2 separate regions of the Homo sapiens genome follow, and region 2 is linked to region 1. The links are chromatin loops, found by intact Hi-C in ENCODE. Cell type or tissue: CD4-positive, alpha-beta T cell. All regions are shown on one strand. Each heading gives the region's core, and the rest is flanking DNA. Links, peaks and the distances in the headings are about the cores only. Region 1 holds the start of ZNF492 (zinc finger protein 492). Region 2 overlaps ZNF626 (zinc finger protein 626).

Region 1 (8,023 bases), core at 1,107-6,106:
GAATAAAAAAATTCTATCCATTCTTAAAAAATACGAAGACTATATATGAGTATATTTACATGTCAAAAATTTTTAGGATTTGTGCCTTTCAATGTTTGTATATTTGACCTCACAACAAACAAAAGTGAAAAAAATAATGGAGGGTGGACAATGTGTTGACCAGAAATGACTGAAGTAGAGAGCTATAGGTGAAACAAGAATGAGACATGATTAATAGTTCTCGAGGCTTCATGGCAGGTCTATTGAATTTTTGTTGTTGTTGTTGTCATTGTTTTTCATATGTTTAAATTTTTATATAATAAAACACTTAAATAAAAACACAAAATTGATCCACAATGTTAACTCTTAAGATTATGGTTATTGTCTAAGAAGAAAAAAGAAAGTGATTGTTGGGGCATGAATGAGGTTAGTTTTATTTTATTTTATTTTATTTATTTTGAGATAGGGTCTTGCTCTGTCAGCCAGGCTAGAGTCCAGGGGTGCAATCTCGGCTTACTGCAACCTCCACGCACGCCAGGACTCAAGTAATTGTCCCACCTCAGCCTCTGCAGAGGCTGGGACCACAGGTTTGCACCACCATGCCTGGTTCTTTTTTGTTGTTTTTTTTTTGGAGGGAGAATCTCACCATGTTTCCCAGGCTGATCTCCAACTCCTGAGCTCAAGCAATCCACCCACATTGGCATCCCAAAGTGCTAGGATTACAGACACGAGCCACAGCACCCAACCTAGTTTCATTTTCTGATTACAGAAGTGTATTTCTTTTTAACAATGCATTCAGCTTTACATAAATGAATGCTTTGTGCATACATTTCTGTATAAATGTTATATATCAATAAAAAATTATATAGTACTTTTTTTGTTGTTGTTTGTTTTTTGGGTTTTTTTTTTTGTTTTTTTTTTGAGACAGAGTTTTGCTCTTGTTGCCCAGGCTGGAGTATAATGGCGTGATTTCAGCTCACCGCAACCTCCGCCTCCCATGTTCAAGCGATTCTCCTTGCCTCAGCCTCCCAAGTACCTGGGATTACAGGCATGCACCACCACGCCTGACTAATTTTGTATTTTTAGCGGAGACAGGGTTTCTCCATGTTAGTCAGGGTGGTCTCGAACTCCCGACTTCAGGTGATCTGCCTGCCTCGGCCTCCCAAAGTGCTGGGATTACAGGCATGAGCCATCGCGCCTGGCCCATAGTACATATTTGAACAAAATGCTAACTTAGTATCTCAGAATAATGGCAACATTTTTTTGTTTGTTTTATGGTGGAACACACACACTCAGGGCATAATTATACAGCTTCTAATATTCCAAAAAGAGTATTCAAGCCCTTTTTGTTTGTTTGTTTGAGACAGAATCTCGCTCTGCTCTGTCGCCCAGGCTGGAGTGCAGTGGCACGATCTTGGCTCACTGCAACCTCCACCTCCCGGGTTCAAGCGATTCTCCTGCCTCAGCTTCCCGAGCAGCTGGGACTACAGGCACGTGCCACCATGCCCGGCTAACTTTTTTTGTATTTTTAGTAGAGACGGGGGTTCATCGTGTTAGGCAGGATGGTCTCAATCTCCTGATCTCATGATCCGCCTGCCTTGGCCTCCCAAAGTGCTGGGATTACAGGCGTTAGGCACCGTGCCCAGCCAAGCCTTAACTCCTGAATGAGACCATACGTCTTTTTATTTTAGCCCCAATTCGGTACATGGCATGTTTTTAATTTTAGGGGAATGCAACCTTTATTCTAGAAAATTTTTCCCTCACAGTAACGATCACCAATGTCAGGGCACCTACATTGGCCAATGTCAGGGCCTTGTGTGCACTCAGTATATATACAACTGGGTTGGTTCAGGAACAAAACCAATAGCGACGTTGGTTGTGCATAGAACAATAATTTGGTAATATTGGTAAGACAAAGCCATGACTTAGCGGCAAACATTTTTTCATTCATTTGAGAAAAAATTTGCAACTAGTCACCTAAAAGTACTGGTTTACAGCACTGGCATTTGACCTTGGCTGCGCTCTGTCATCACCTAGAGATATTTACACTATTGCCCAGGTTCCATTGCAGGAATTCTGATTTAATTGGTATGTGGCAACTTGTGTTTGGGGGATTTTAAAAGACCTCCGAAGTGATTTTTACATGCAGACTCGGGTGAAAACAATTGGTTCAGGGTGAGGGATGTATTCACTGTGTGTGATTTCCAGGTGTGCTTCTGGAGCTTTGCCCCATGGCTGCTTCTGACTTTGAAATCTTCAACAGCAGCTCTGCCATTGTAAAAATCAAAATGCAGGCCAGGCAGGGTGGCTCACACCTATAATCTCAGCACTTTGGGAGGCCGAGGCGAGTGGATCACCTGAGGTTAGGAGTTTGAGACCAGCCTGGCAAACATGGCAAAACCCCATCTCTACTAAAAATTGAAAAATCAGCTGGGCATGGTGGTGCACGCCTGTATTCTCAGCTACTGGAGAGGCTGAGACACCAGAATCTCTTGAAGCCAGGAGGCTGAGGTTGCAGTGAGCCGAGATCACACCACTGCATTTCAGCGTGGGAAACAAAGTGAGACCATGTCTTAAAAAAAAAAAAAAATCAAAAGACAACTTCAAGATGTACTCAAATATTTTGCTAAATTGCAGCAGAATGAAATGTCTTCCGGCTGGGGTCGGTGGCTCACGCCTGTAATCCCAGCACTTTAGGAAGCTAAGGAGGATGGATCACCTGAGGTCAGGAGTTCAAGACCAGCCTGGGCAAGATGGCGAAACCCCGCTTCTACTAAAAATACAAAAAAATTAGCCGGGCGCGGTGGCAGGCGCCTGTAATCCCAGCTACTCGGGAGGCTGGGGCAGGAGAATCGCTTGAACCCGGGGGCGGAGGTCGCAGCGAGCTGAGATCGCGCCACTGCGCTCCAGCCTGGGCGACAGAGTGAGACTCTGTCTCACACACAAAAAAGCCTAAATTTAAAAATAATTATTCTATTCTTTTCATGTGTGAGCAGCCATATAGTATATTATTTACAAATATATGAGACCTTACACACAACGTTAAAGGCAAACACCTTCTGCGGTGTGCTTGGCTCAGCTCAGGCAGGAAGCCCTGCCTGAAAAGGCTGCACCTTCGGCTGTCACTCTGTCCTCATTCGGCCCAGCGTTTGGTTACATCTTCTGTCACTCAGGGCCTGAGGGCGGGGGGGGGGGGGGTCTTAAACGTTATCCATTCAGCGACGCTGGCCTGGGAACTGTCCAATCAGGCACGCAGCTGGAGCGGAAAGGGCGGCTTCCGGGATGTGGCGGGGTCTTTGTCTCTCGCTGCAGTCGGAGTATGGTCTAGTGTTCGCTGTTCTGCGTCCTCTGGTCCTAGAGGCCCATCCTCTGTGGCCCTGTGACCTGCAGGTATTGGGAGATCCACAGCTAAGACGCTAGGACCCCCTGGAAGCCTAGAAACGGTGAGAGTGCCGGGTCCGACATCCCGAGAGAGGGGAAGGGGCTGGTTGGAACCGGTGGCAAGAGGCTGTGGCGGGACTCAGGCCTCCCCGCAGTCGGCTCCACAATCTGCGCCCCAAGTTCGCCTTGCCCAGCCCAGCCTCAGTCCCCTTCAGCCATCAGATTGGCGGCTGCGCTGGCAGCCGGACCCCCGGGCGTCCTGTCTCTTCCCTGCGCAGTGACGGTGCCCTGGCCTGGAGCCCTCTCTGGGCAGCTCTGCACCCGCAGCGTCGTGTCTCTCCCAGATTGTGCAGGGACCACGGGAGGGTGGTCAGGGGAGAATCCTGACTCGGGGTGCGGGTTCACGAATGGGAAGAGCTTTGGTTTGGTTTATGGGGTTCCTAGTTCCTCTTTTCTTCTATTAAAAATTTATGGGAGTTATCGCGAAAATACTTAAAAATTTAAGCAAGGAGTGGTTCAAAAGTTATAGAGCACCCAGCTGTGGGTTGTAGTTTGTGGTCGGTCCATGGGAGGATCTTGAAGGAAAGATGCAGATGAAAATACCCAAATTCAATAATCGGTTAGGTATATTTACGTAGTTTCTTAATTTTCACCTTGAGCCTACAAATTTCCTGGTTGTGTAATCAGAGCTTACTTGGCAGTTTATCGTTAGTTAAGCCTGAATTTTGTTTCCCCCAATGTAGTAATTTCTAAAAAAAAAAAAATGCATTTGAGTTTGATTTTTTAAAATTAGGAATCCAAAGATTAGAGCCACCTCAGTCTATTTGCCGCCACATGGGGCTGATTTTCCCTGGCATTTTTCACATAGGTCCCAAGCAGGTTCTCAAGTCAACCCCCCACACCCCATTTCTCCAGCTTAACTCTGGCTTGCAGTAAAATACTGAATTTTCAGTTCCTTCTGAAAATCTCAAATGCCAACTTCTTTTCCCTAATTTACATTATTATTTGTCCTTTAGTGTACATTTTTCATACTGTATTTTAATTAATCATTTTTTGACAAAGCATTAGATGGCATATTTAAAAAGATATGTTTTCTGTTTGTAAATATTTCCCATGAGAAGAAAGCAAGGAATATCCCGATAGTGAATTGTAAAAAATCTCTGTGCCTCTTTTTCTTTTGTCTTCCCTAGGCATAAAGATCTTATGAGAATGTTTTAGTGTCAAGATGTTTTTATTTTGCAAACGTTATGGGGTGATTTGTGCTTAGCAACCCTGTCGTTTATTCTTGGTCCTGGCTTTCAGTACTGTCTCTGAATAAACCAAGATAACCGCTATGGCGATGTCTGCTAGAGTATCTAGTGAATATCAGCTCCTAAAGTCATTTTCTTTCGTAGGACAACCTGAGATATGGAGTGTAGCCTCTCAAGTGGATACCCTGGGGAAAAGATGAATCTCTTTTAACTTTTATTTTTGGTTCAGGGGTACACATGCAGGTTTGTTATACAGCTAAAATTGTGTCATGGGGGTTTGGTGTGCAGATTATTTTGTCACTGAGGTACTAAGCATAGCACCAAACAGGTACTTTTTCTGATCCTCTTTGTCCTCCCATTCTCCAACCTCAACTAGGCCTCACTGTCTGTTGTTCCCTCTTTGTGTTTACGTGTTCTTATTATTCAGCTCTTACTTAAATATTTTTTTTTTTTTGAGATGGAGTTTCGCTCTTGTTGCCCAGGCTGGAGTGCAATGGCGCGATCTCGGCTCACGGCAACCTCCGCCTCCCAGGTTCTAGTGATTCTCCTGCCTCACCCTCCCAAGTAGCTGGGATTACAGGCATGCGCCACCACTTCCAGCTAATTTTGTATTTTTAGTAGAGATGGGGTTTCTCCATGTTGGTCAGGCTGGTCTTGAACTCCCAACCTCAGGTGATCTGCCCGCCTCGGCCCAAAGTGTTGGGATTACAGGCATGAGCCACCGCGCCCAGCCTCAGCTATTACTTAGAAACAACATGCATTTGGTTTTCTGCTGCTACGTTAGTTTTCTAAGAATAGTGGTCTCCAGCTTCATCTATGTTGCTCTATGTTGCTTCAAAGGACATGATCTTCTGTGTGTGTGTGTGTGTGTGTGTGTGTGTGTTTGTGTGTGTGCGTGTGTGTATGTGTGTTTTAACGGCCACACAGTATTCCGTGATATTTATCTACCATATTTTATTTATTTATTTTTATTTTATTATTTTTTTTTTGAGATGGAGTTTTGCTCCTATTGCCCAGGCTGGAGGGCAATGGCACGATCTTGGCTCACTGCAACCTCTGCCTCCCGGTTCAAGCAATTCTCCTGCCTCAGCCTCCCAAGTAGCTGGGATTACAGGCATGCGCCACCACGCCCAGCTAATTTTTGTATTTTTAGTAGAGACGGGGTTTCACCATGTTGGCCAGGCTGGTCTTGAACTCCTGACCTCAAGTGATCTGCCTGCCTCGGCCTCCCAAAGTGCTGGGATTACAGGTGTGAGCCACCACACCCTGACCCCATGTTTTATTTTTAGTAAACCTTTTTTTTTTTTTTTTTGAGACGGAGTCTAGCTCTGTTGCCCAGGCTGAAGTGAAGTGGTGCAGTTTGACTCACTGCAATCTCTGCCTCCTGGGTTCAAGCAATTTTCTTGCCTCAGCCTCCCAAGTAGCTGGGATTACAGGCTCTTGCCACCACGCCCGGGTAATTTTTTGTGTTTTTATTTATTTATTTTTATTTTTTTAGTAGAGATGGGGTTTCACCATGTTGGTCAGGCTGGTCTCGAATTCCTGACCTTGTGATCTGCCTGTCTTGGTCTCCCAAAGTGCTGGGATTACAGGCGTGAGCCATTGCACCCGGCCTAAACCTTTTATTTTATTTTATTTTATTTTTGAAGACAGGGTCTCACTCTGTTGTCCAGACTGGAGTGCAGTGGCATGATCTCAGCTTACTGCAGCCTTAACCTCCCAGGCTCAAGCAATCCTCTTCTACTTTAGCCCCCCAAGTAGCTGGGACTACAGGCACACACCACCAGGCCTGGCTAATTTTTTTGGTATTTTTTGTAGAGACAGGGTCTTGACATGTTGCCCTGGGTGGCCTCAAACTTTTGAGCTCAGGCAATTTACCTGCCTCAGCCTCCCAAAATGCTGAGATTACAGGTGTGAGCCACCATGCCCAGCCATACCATATTTTCTTTATCCAGTATACAATTGATAAGCATTTAGGTTGATTCCATGTCTTTGCTTTCATGAATGACAGGGACTGCAATGAACATACGTATGTCTTTATAATAGAATAATTTATATTTTACTGGTTATATGCCCAATTATGAGGTTGCTGGGTCAAAAGGTAATTCTGTTTTTAGTTCTGTGAGGAATCGTCACACTACTTTTTATAGTGGTTGAATAATTTACACTCCCATGGGTAGTGTATAAGCATTCCTGTTTCTCTGTAACCTTGCCAGCATCTGTTATGTTTTGACTTTCTAATACTAGCCATTCTCACTGGATGAGATGATATTTCATTGTGGTTTTTCTTTGAATTTCCCTAATGATTAGTGATGAGCATTTTTTTTATGCTCGTTAACCACATGTATGTCTTCTTCGAAGAAAACACCCTTTTCATGTTTTTTGTCTACTTTTTAGGTCTTTTTTTTCCTGTAACTTGTTTAAGTTTCTTATAAATTATGGGTATTGGACCTTTGTCAAAAGCATAGTTTGCAAATATTTTCTTTTATTCTGTGTGTTTTTTGTTTACTGTATTGATGGTTTCCTTTGCTGTGAAGAAGCTTTTTAGCTTAATTAGCTTCAATTTGTCAATTACTGCTTTTGTTGCAATTGCTTTTGGTATCTTTATTTTAAAATTTTTGCCGGCTTCTATTTCTAGAATGGTAATTCCTAAGTTATCTCATGCATTTTTTAAAATAATTTGAAATTTTACATTTAAATCTGTAATTTATCTTGAGTTGATTTTTGTATGTGGTGTAATGAAAGGGTCCAGTTTCAATCTTCTACATAGTCCTAGCTAGTTATTCCAGTACCATTTATTAAATAGGGATTTCTTTCCAGATTCCTGTTGTTAGCTTTGCCAAAGCTAACAACCAGATGGTTGTAGGTGTGTTGTATTATGGGCTCTCTATTCTGTTGTATTGGTCTATGAGTTTGTTTTTGTACCAGTACCATGTTGCTTTGTTTACTGTAGCCCTGTAGTATAGTTTGAATTCAGGTAATGTAATGACTTCAGCTTTGTTCTTTTTGCTTATGATTGCCTTGGCTATTTGGGCCCTTTTTTGGTTCCATATAAATTTAAAAATTTTTTTGTTTTGTTTTTTAGCTCTGTTAAGAAATATTTTTGGTAGTTTGATAAAAATAGCATTAAATCTGTAATTTCTTTGGCAGGATGACTATTTTAATAATATTGATCTTTTTTTGTTTGTTTGTTTGTTTGAGATGGAGTCTTGCTCTGTCGCCCAAGCTGGAGTGCAGTGGTGCGATTTCGGCTCACTGCAACCTCTGCCTCCCGGGTTCAAGCAATTCTCTCCCTCAGCCTCCCGAGTAGCTGAGATTACAGATGCCTGCCACCACGCCTGGCTAATTTTTGTATTTTTAGTAGAGATGGGGTTTCACCGTGTTGGCCAGGCTGGTCTTCAACTCCTGACCTC
Region 2 (8,023 bases), core at 1,468-6,467, 2.0 Mb before region 1:
TGGCTGCTTCATGTTTTATTTTAACGGTCATATGAAATGGAAGCTACTAGTTTATCTGTTTGGGTCTCCAGATCTCCTCCTTGTTTATCATCCCAGTACCAGGAAACTGGAGAAACTCTCATCTGGGTACCAACCTAAGACACCTCTTGTATGAGGGGATGAACAAACAGGATGATTCATTTCTCTTACACTGAGAAAGAAGCAGAATTAACCACTCTTGTCAGCCTGACACAATTCTGCTCTGGACATCCTCAAATGTCTCAAAGACCACTAGATGATTGTGAGAGAATTCCCAGTGACCTGGGGCTGGTGGCCCAATGATAAGCCAGGCTAGAGACTCAGGCTGATTCTAAATAGGAAATAGAACTGCCTTGGTGGAGCTACAGAACCTGGATCACCTGTCCTGATTTGCTAGCTCTTGTGTAAGAGAAAGAACACAAATACTCTACTCCAGTATCACATTTTACAGGTAAATATAGTTGTGGTCATAACTGGATATTTTGTGGCCTTGTTCTCTCACTCTTAAGATGCTTTTTTTTTACACTTACACATATTCTGTCATCAGATTCTATTTCCTTCTGGAGGTTCTCACATCACTGTAGCAGGTCAATGAACAAGATGTGAAAAATCTCACAGAACCACACTCCCAAATGGGAGCTGTAAGCTGTCTAGGTTGACATCTCACAATGCAGAAAATGCCTTTTCTTAGTTTTCTGTACATTCTCTATCCAAAGTCCGGTCCTTTTTTGTAAATCCCAGGCAGAGGCCAGATGTTATCTGCAGATTCTAGGTAGGATCCACCTGGCTCTGCATCCTTTGGTGTTACAGCAAGTGGAGTACAAACGAAGGAGAGATCCCCCCCATAGAGGCTGCTCTAGCACATTCTAAATGATAAGTCTACATGAAAAAAAAAAAAAAGCTGACACAACATGAATATAAGTAGACAGTTTATTTGGGTAAAGTTTACAGATTATATATAACCTGCGAGCAAAGATTAAAGTTGCCTGGAATCTACACTTTGAGTAGCAGCATTTACAAGAAGATTTGTAAAGACAATAAGAGAAACACAGAGTGGGCAAAATTGTTTGTCAGAAATTTCTATTTATTTACAAAAATAACATTGATTATTGATTAGATACATATCATTATAGTTTAGGGTATGGGATATAGTGTCCAATGTAGCATTATTAGTTTAATTTATAGCTACATGTGGCAATAGTGAACAGTCTCAAAAGATGAATACAGAATTCAAAGGGAGGAGAAAGACATAATTGCACTTTTATTTTAACGTCTCTGAGTTTGATAACTAAAAGGACTTGCATTTTTCAGATAAAAGTTTTTTAATTCCCAAATCTCAAGACCTGGATTCAAAATATGGAGCTGCAGATTTAGGGCTTGAGTGGCTGGAGTAGCACGCATGTTACCTGCACATTTGTGAGCTTTTTAGCAAGAGAAGGAAGAAAGAAATGGAGATTTTCTTGTCTACATGTCTACTCACTACACACGTTACTCTACTTGGGTTTGTTGGCCCCATGGTCTCTGAATCAGTTTCAGGTTTGAAGATAAAAGAGTCACTGAAAGAGGTAAAATGATTGATTGCTGCCCTGTGAAATTTATAGAAATCTGATCTAGACTCTCTAGAAGTGACTGTAGAGGACTATAGATAAGAAATAGGCAGAAACACAATTCGGCCTGCACATTTAGGGTATGGCATGCACTTTTCTGCACAAGTGTGAATTTACTGGAAGCCTGAGAGGGAATGTCCCCTCGAGTAAATTCTGGTTGGCCCTTATGTGTTTATATCATGTCTGGTAATTCTAGACTGTTTGGAAACAATAATTAAAAGAAAAATTTTCTCCAGCCCCAGAGAAACTCCACAATAACAGAACAGAAAGAAAATGGTTTTATTACACAATTAAACTTGAATGTGACATGCATCAGTCAATCTGCTTAAGAGACTGCAAAGATAGAAAGATGGTCACCATAATTAGTTCACAAGTAGAAGAATTTCCAGCACCATGTCATACATAGTTCATCCTAAATTCACCTGGAGATTGAAGAGGACATCTGTGTATGCTAATTACTTATATTCAATGACAAATAAACTTTTCACCTCTTTATAACAGGTGGTAGTTTAGCAGGATAATCGCTTGAACCTGGGAAGCAGAGGTTGCAGTGAGCCCAGATAGCACCACTGCACTCCAGCCTGGGGGACAGAGTGAGACTCTGTCCCCTGCCCTCCCAGCAAAAAAAAAAAGAAAAAGAAAAAAAGAAAAAGAAAGGAAAAGAACAGGGACATATTTTCAGAAGAATTTTATAAAGTTTCATTTCCATCTCTGCTGTTCTCTCCTCTCCTAGCCATTGAATGGGGGTCTATATTGAAATACATCTTACAACTTCCAACAACACATTTTGATGAAAAAATAGAATCTGACTGTGTTCATATACTGGAATATATTAGAACTTGCAACATAGCTAATTGAAGAGCTACTATAGTTTTTGGGTGGCCACATCACCTGTCTTTATTTGTCCTGTAACAGCAGCATACAAATTTAGTGAAATAAAAGATACTAAAATTGTGTTTCCTCATAATTATCCTGAATGAATAAAGTAATAAACATGTCTGACTAATATCTACTAACTGTAACAATTTGGTTGTAAATATTCTTTGGATATTAGATATAAATATCTAAGTATGAACAATTTTAATGAACTAGTCATAATGTATGTAGCATTAAAAAAATTAAAACCATACATCAGTTAGGCTGGGCGCAGTGGCTCAAGCCTGTAATCCCAGCACTTTGGGAGGCCGAGGCAGGTGAATCACGAGGTCAGGAGTTCAAAACCAGCCTGGCCAATATAGTGAAACCCTGTCTCTACAAAAACCATATAAAAAAATTAGCCGGACCTGGTGGCTCACAACTGTACTACCAGCTACTTGGGAGGCTGAGGCAGGAGAATTGCTTGAACCTCGGAGGCGGAGGTTGCAGTGAGCCAAGATCGCACCACTGCACTCCAGCCTGGGCAACAGAGGCCAGGCGCGGTGGCTTACACTGTAATCCCAGCACTTTGGGAGGCTGAGGTGGGCGGATCATGAGGTCAGGAGATTGAGACCATCCTGGCTAACACGGTGAAACCCCGTATCTACTAAAAATACAAAAAAATTAGCTGGGCGTGGTGGCAGGCGCCTGTAGTCCCAGCTACTCGGGAGGCTGAGGCAGGAGAATGGCATGAACCCGGGAGGCGGAGCTTGCAGTGAGCCAAGATGGTGACACTCCAGCCCGGACGACAGAGTGAGACTCCGGAAAAAAAAAAATCCATACTTCAGTTAAAACATTTTATATTTCAAAAGCATAAATAACAGTATTAAAATAACCATTTAAGTGATTAATTCAAAGTAAATATTGTGGCTTTGTATTCATACTATTTTAGAAAATACTGTTTATGGCTCACGCCTGTAATCCCAGCACTTTGGGAGGCTGTGGTGGGTGGATCACCTGAGGTCAGCAGTTCAAGTTCAAGCTGGCAAACATGGTAATACCCCATCTCTACTATAAATACAAAAATTCAGCCAGGCATGGTGATGCATGCCTGTAAACCCAGCTACTCAGGGTACTGAGGTAGGAGAATCACTTCAACCTGGGAGGCAGCAGTTGTAGGGAGCAGAGATCACACAACTGCACTCCAGCCTCGGCAACAGAGTGAGACTGTCTCAAAAAAAAAAAAAATGAAAATATGGTTTAATTTATATGAATGCAGATTATCTACAAAGATAACTGCTAATTGCTCTGAAATAATAAACAGAAAGCAAGGTACAACTACAGACTCAACTGTTCAGTTTATACCCTGAACTGTTCTTGCTTTCGCAGTATAAGTACTTCAGCCTGCAAATATTGGATAGTTACCTTGGATTATCAGGTTTCTGTCAAAGAAACTGAGTATCATTTAGTCTTTATTATTCTGTATTGCTACCTTTACTCCTATCTTTGTGCTAAGCTTCTGTGTGCTCTTAAAATGAGCTTGTATCTAAACAAATCTGTGTCTACCTTAAAGGAATAAAAATCAAAAAAATAAACTTTTCGGAACCAAAAACAAAGCAATACATCTTAAGTACTTATAATAATCTGGAGTCAGAAAAAATGACAAAACTTTTATTTAGCTGTTGACATGATTTACATATATTTCAAACAAGCAGAGAAAAATATCTACATATATTCTAAATCCCTTAAGAAAAGAGGGAATAGCGGCCAGGCACGGTGGCTCATGCCTGCAATCCCAACACTTTGGGAAGCCAAGGCAGGTGGATCACAAGGTCAGGAGATCAAGACCATCCTGGCAAACATCGTGAAACCCCGTCTCTACTAAAAATACAAAAAAAAGAACAAAAAAATTAGCTGGGCATGGTGGCGGGTGCCTGTAGTCCCAGCTACTTGGGAGGCTGAGGCAGGAGATTGGCGTGAACCCAGGAGGCAGAGGTTGCAGTGAGCCGAGATCGCGCCACTGCACTCCAGCCTGGGTGGCAGAGCGAGACTTTGCCTCAAAAAAAAAAAAGAAAAGAGGGAATAGCAAAATTTTTTTTTGGAACTTTTTGAAGAGTTTGAACTCTTGGACATCTGAAATTAGCACACTGTATGCACTTGAAATAATGTTTACAGGGGAAAAACCAGAAGAGAGAAAGATATATGAAATCCGTAAGTGCACAAGACCAACACAACAGAATAGAGAGCCCAGAAATAATGTCACCCTCCTACACTCATCAGATTTTTGACAAAGCTGACAAGAGGAATATGGGAAGAATTCTCTCTTTAATAAATGGTGCAGGAATAACTACCTAGCACTATGTAGAAGACTGAAACTGGACCCCTTCATTACACCATATACAAAAATCAACTCAAGATAAATTAAAGACTTAAATGAAAAACTTAAAATTATAAGAAACTCTGCAAGATAACATAGAGAATAACATTCTAGATATAGACACTGGCAAAGACTTCATGATGAAGCTACCAAAAGCAATTGCAACAAAAGCAAAAACTGACAAATTGGACCTATTTAAACTAAAGAGCTTCTTCACAGCAAAGGAAACTATAAATAGCTCAAACAAACAACCTACAGAATAAAAGAAAATATTTGCAAACGTTGTCTATGACAAAGGTCTAACATACAGAATTTATTAAGAATTTAAACAAGTTTACAAGAAAAAGGCAAACATCTCATTAAAAAGTAGGCAAATAACACGAACAGATGCTTGTCAAAAGAAGACATACATGTGGCTAACAAGCATTATTAAAAAAAAAAAAAAGGTCATCGCTAGTCATTAGAGAAATTAAAAGAAAAACCACAATGAGATACCACCTCACACCCATCAGAATGGCTGTTTTTCATAAGTCAAAAAATAACAGATGCTGGCAAGGTTGCAGAGAAAAGGGAATGCTTATACTCTTCTGGTGGGAGTGTAAATTAGTTCAACAACAGTAAAAAGCAGTGTGGTGATTCCTCACAGAACTAAAAACAGAATTATCAATTTGACCCAGGAATCTCATAATTGGGTATATAGCCAAAGAAATATAAATTATTATATTATAAAGACATATTCACATGCATGTTCATTGCAGCACTATTCACAATAGCAAAGACGTAGACAGGCCCTGAATGCCTATCACTGGTAGACAAGATAAAGAAAATATGGTATGGTCAGATGCGGTGGCTCATGTCTGTAATCCCAGCATTTTGGGAGGCCGAGGCAGGTGGATTGCCTGAGCTTAGAAGTTTGAGACCAGCCTGGTCAACATGGCAAAATCCTGTCTCCACAGAAAATACAAAATGAAAAATTGGCCAGGCATGGTAATGCATACGTGTGTAGTCCCAGCTACTTGGGAGGATGAGGTAGGAGAGAACTGCTTGAGCCTGAAAGATGGAAGCTAAAGTACGCCAAAATCATGCTATGGCACTCTAGCCTGGGCAATAAGCCTATCTCCAAAAATAAAATAAAATAAAAGATTTAGTAAATACAAAATATGGTACATAAACATCATGGAATACTCTGTGGCCATTAAAAAAAAATGACCATGTCCTTTGCAATAACACTGATGAAGCTGGAGACAATTATTCTTAGAAAACTAATGCGGAGTCCAGGCATGGTGGCTCACGCCTGTAATCCCAGTACTTTGGGAGGCCGAGGTGGGATAATCACCTGAGTTCAGGAGTTTAAGACCAGCCTGACCAACATGGAGAAACCCCTCTCTACTAAAAATACAAAATTAGCTAGGTGTGGTGGCATGCGACTCTAATCCCAGCTACATAGGAGGCTGAGGCAGGAGAATTGCTTGAATCCAGGAGGCGAAGGTTGCGGTGAGCCGAGGTGGCACAATTGCACTCCAGCCTGGGCAACAAGAACAAAAATCCATCTCAAAAAAACAAAACAAAAAACAAACAAAAAAAAGAAAATTAATGCAGAAACAGAAAACCAAATGCATGTTATTATTTATAAGTAAGAGCTAAGTAATAAGAACACATGAACACAAACAGAACAGACACTGAGGCCTAGTTGAGGGGGGAGGGTGGGAGCAGTAAGAGGATCAGAAAACATACCTGTTCGGTGGTATGCTTAGTACCTCAGTGACAAAATAATCTGCACTTCAAACCCCCATGACGTAATTTTAGTTGTATAACAAACCCACATGTGTACACCCAACCAAAAATCAAAGCTAAAAAAAGAAAAAAAAAAAATCCCTGCGTGGGAGAGAGTGCAATGTAGGTGAATGGACTGATTTTCATTACAGATAGTGGCCCAGGTGGGGCTGTTTTCTGATTTATCTTTGTTTGCATGCAGACAGATGAGATTATAACCGGGAGGTCCAGAACCTTAGGTTGGTGGAAAAAACAGGTTGGTGCGGCAGATTCTGTATCTAGGGGTGGGGATATGCCAGGAGACCTGTAGAGACTTTTGGGTTCTTGGCAAGAAACGCTAGGATCAAAAATGCCATGGTGAAGTTCCTGAGGGTGGTGCCCAGTACTGGGAGGAGTGAGGACATGTCAATGTCTACTGTGTGTGTTTAGGAGTGGGTGGGAATCCTGTGGTGGCAGCTACAAGAAAACAGGGTCTGTCATCAGAACTCTTTCCTCTAAGTTTTCAGTCTTCTGTCACCCTGGAAGAAGACCTTAAATCACAGGACAACAGGCAGTGTGACAGCCTGTGTACAGGAGAGCAGAGCCTCCCATTTTCAAATACCCAGAGCTTTGTTCCAGGTCTGGCCCCAGTGATATCTTTTTTCTGGCACCAAATCTATAGAGTTTGCTGAATATCAAACAATTCTCCAACACCAACTCATTGCCTAATAATTGAATTCTGACACCACCTAGAGACAGCACAGACCCTGATCCAGGGCTGGGTCCCACAACATTGTCCTCACTGCAGAGGCCAATCAAAAACCCCATAGGCCCATCTATGCTTCTGAGCTACTGTTTGAAAACTGAGGACTCCCAAAACCTCCCTGAAGTTCAATAATTTGGTACAGCTACTTACAGAACTCAGCAAAACATTGTAGTTATGTTTACCGGTTTCATATAAAAGATGCAGCCCAGGAAAAGCCAAATGGAAGAAATGCATAGAACAAAGAGATGGGGAAAGATGAAACACATAGAAAATCCTGGAAAATATTTGTGATTAATAAAATTCTCCACCTTTTGTGTGCTCCAGGAACAGTATACGGAAAGAAACGCCTTTCTCATTATGACTTAGATGGTGCTCTCTTTTCTTACCTATCACACAGCCAGACACACACTCTGTACATTTTCTCCTTTTTCTCATTAAGAAATTCAGCTGAATTTGTCTTCAGTGGTCAAAATAATTTTTTTTTTTTGAGATGGAGTCTCGCTCGGCCACCCAGGCTGGAGTGCCTTGGCACCGTCTCAGCTCACTGCAACCTCTGTCTCCATGGTTCAAGCAATTCTCCTGCCTCAGCCTCCCAAGTAGCTGGCATTACAGGTGGCCACCACAACTACCAGCTAATTTTTGTATTTT

Evidence for each region. Peaks named below come from ENCODE experiments on the same cell type or tissue, not always from the same donor. Only the 100,000 strongest peaks of a DNase experiment are listed, where the experiment ranks them.
Region 2: it touches region 1 in a loop (5-fold over the local background); 1 of 110 quality-filtered maps calls a loop at or near these places.

The regions. Positions count from the first base shown.
Region 1 is chr19:22,631,053-22,639,075 of GRCh38, forward strand. It overlaps ZNF492 (zinc finger protein 492), which reads left to right and starts at 3,272. Exons shown (of 4, transcript NM_020855.3): 1 at 3,272-3,422. In CD4-positive, alpha-beta T cell, for the core only: no CTCF peak of the experiment used is centred there; a DNase peak (open chromatin) is centred at 3,169; H3K4me3 peaks cover 1,401 bases; H3K27me3 peaks cover 248 bases.
Region 2 is chr19:20,651,396-20,659,418 of GRCh38, forward strand. The region is part of intron 1 of ZNF626 (zinc finger protein 626); the gene reads right to left. Among named protein-coding and RNA genes, the nearest start is that of ZNF626, 6.2 kb to the right of the region's middle. In CD4-positive, alpha-beta T cell, for the core only: no CTCF peak of the experiment used is centred there; no DNase peak of the experiment used is centred there.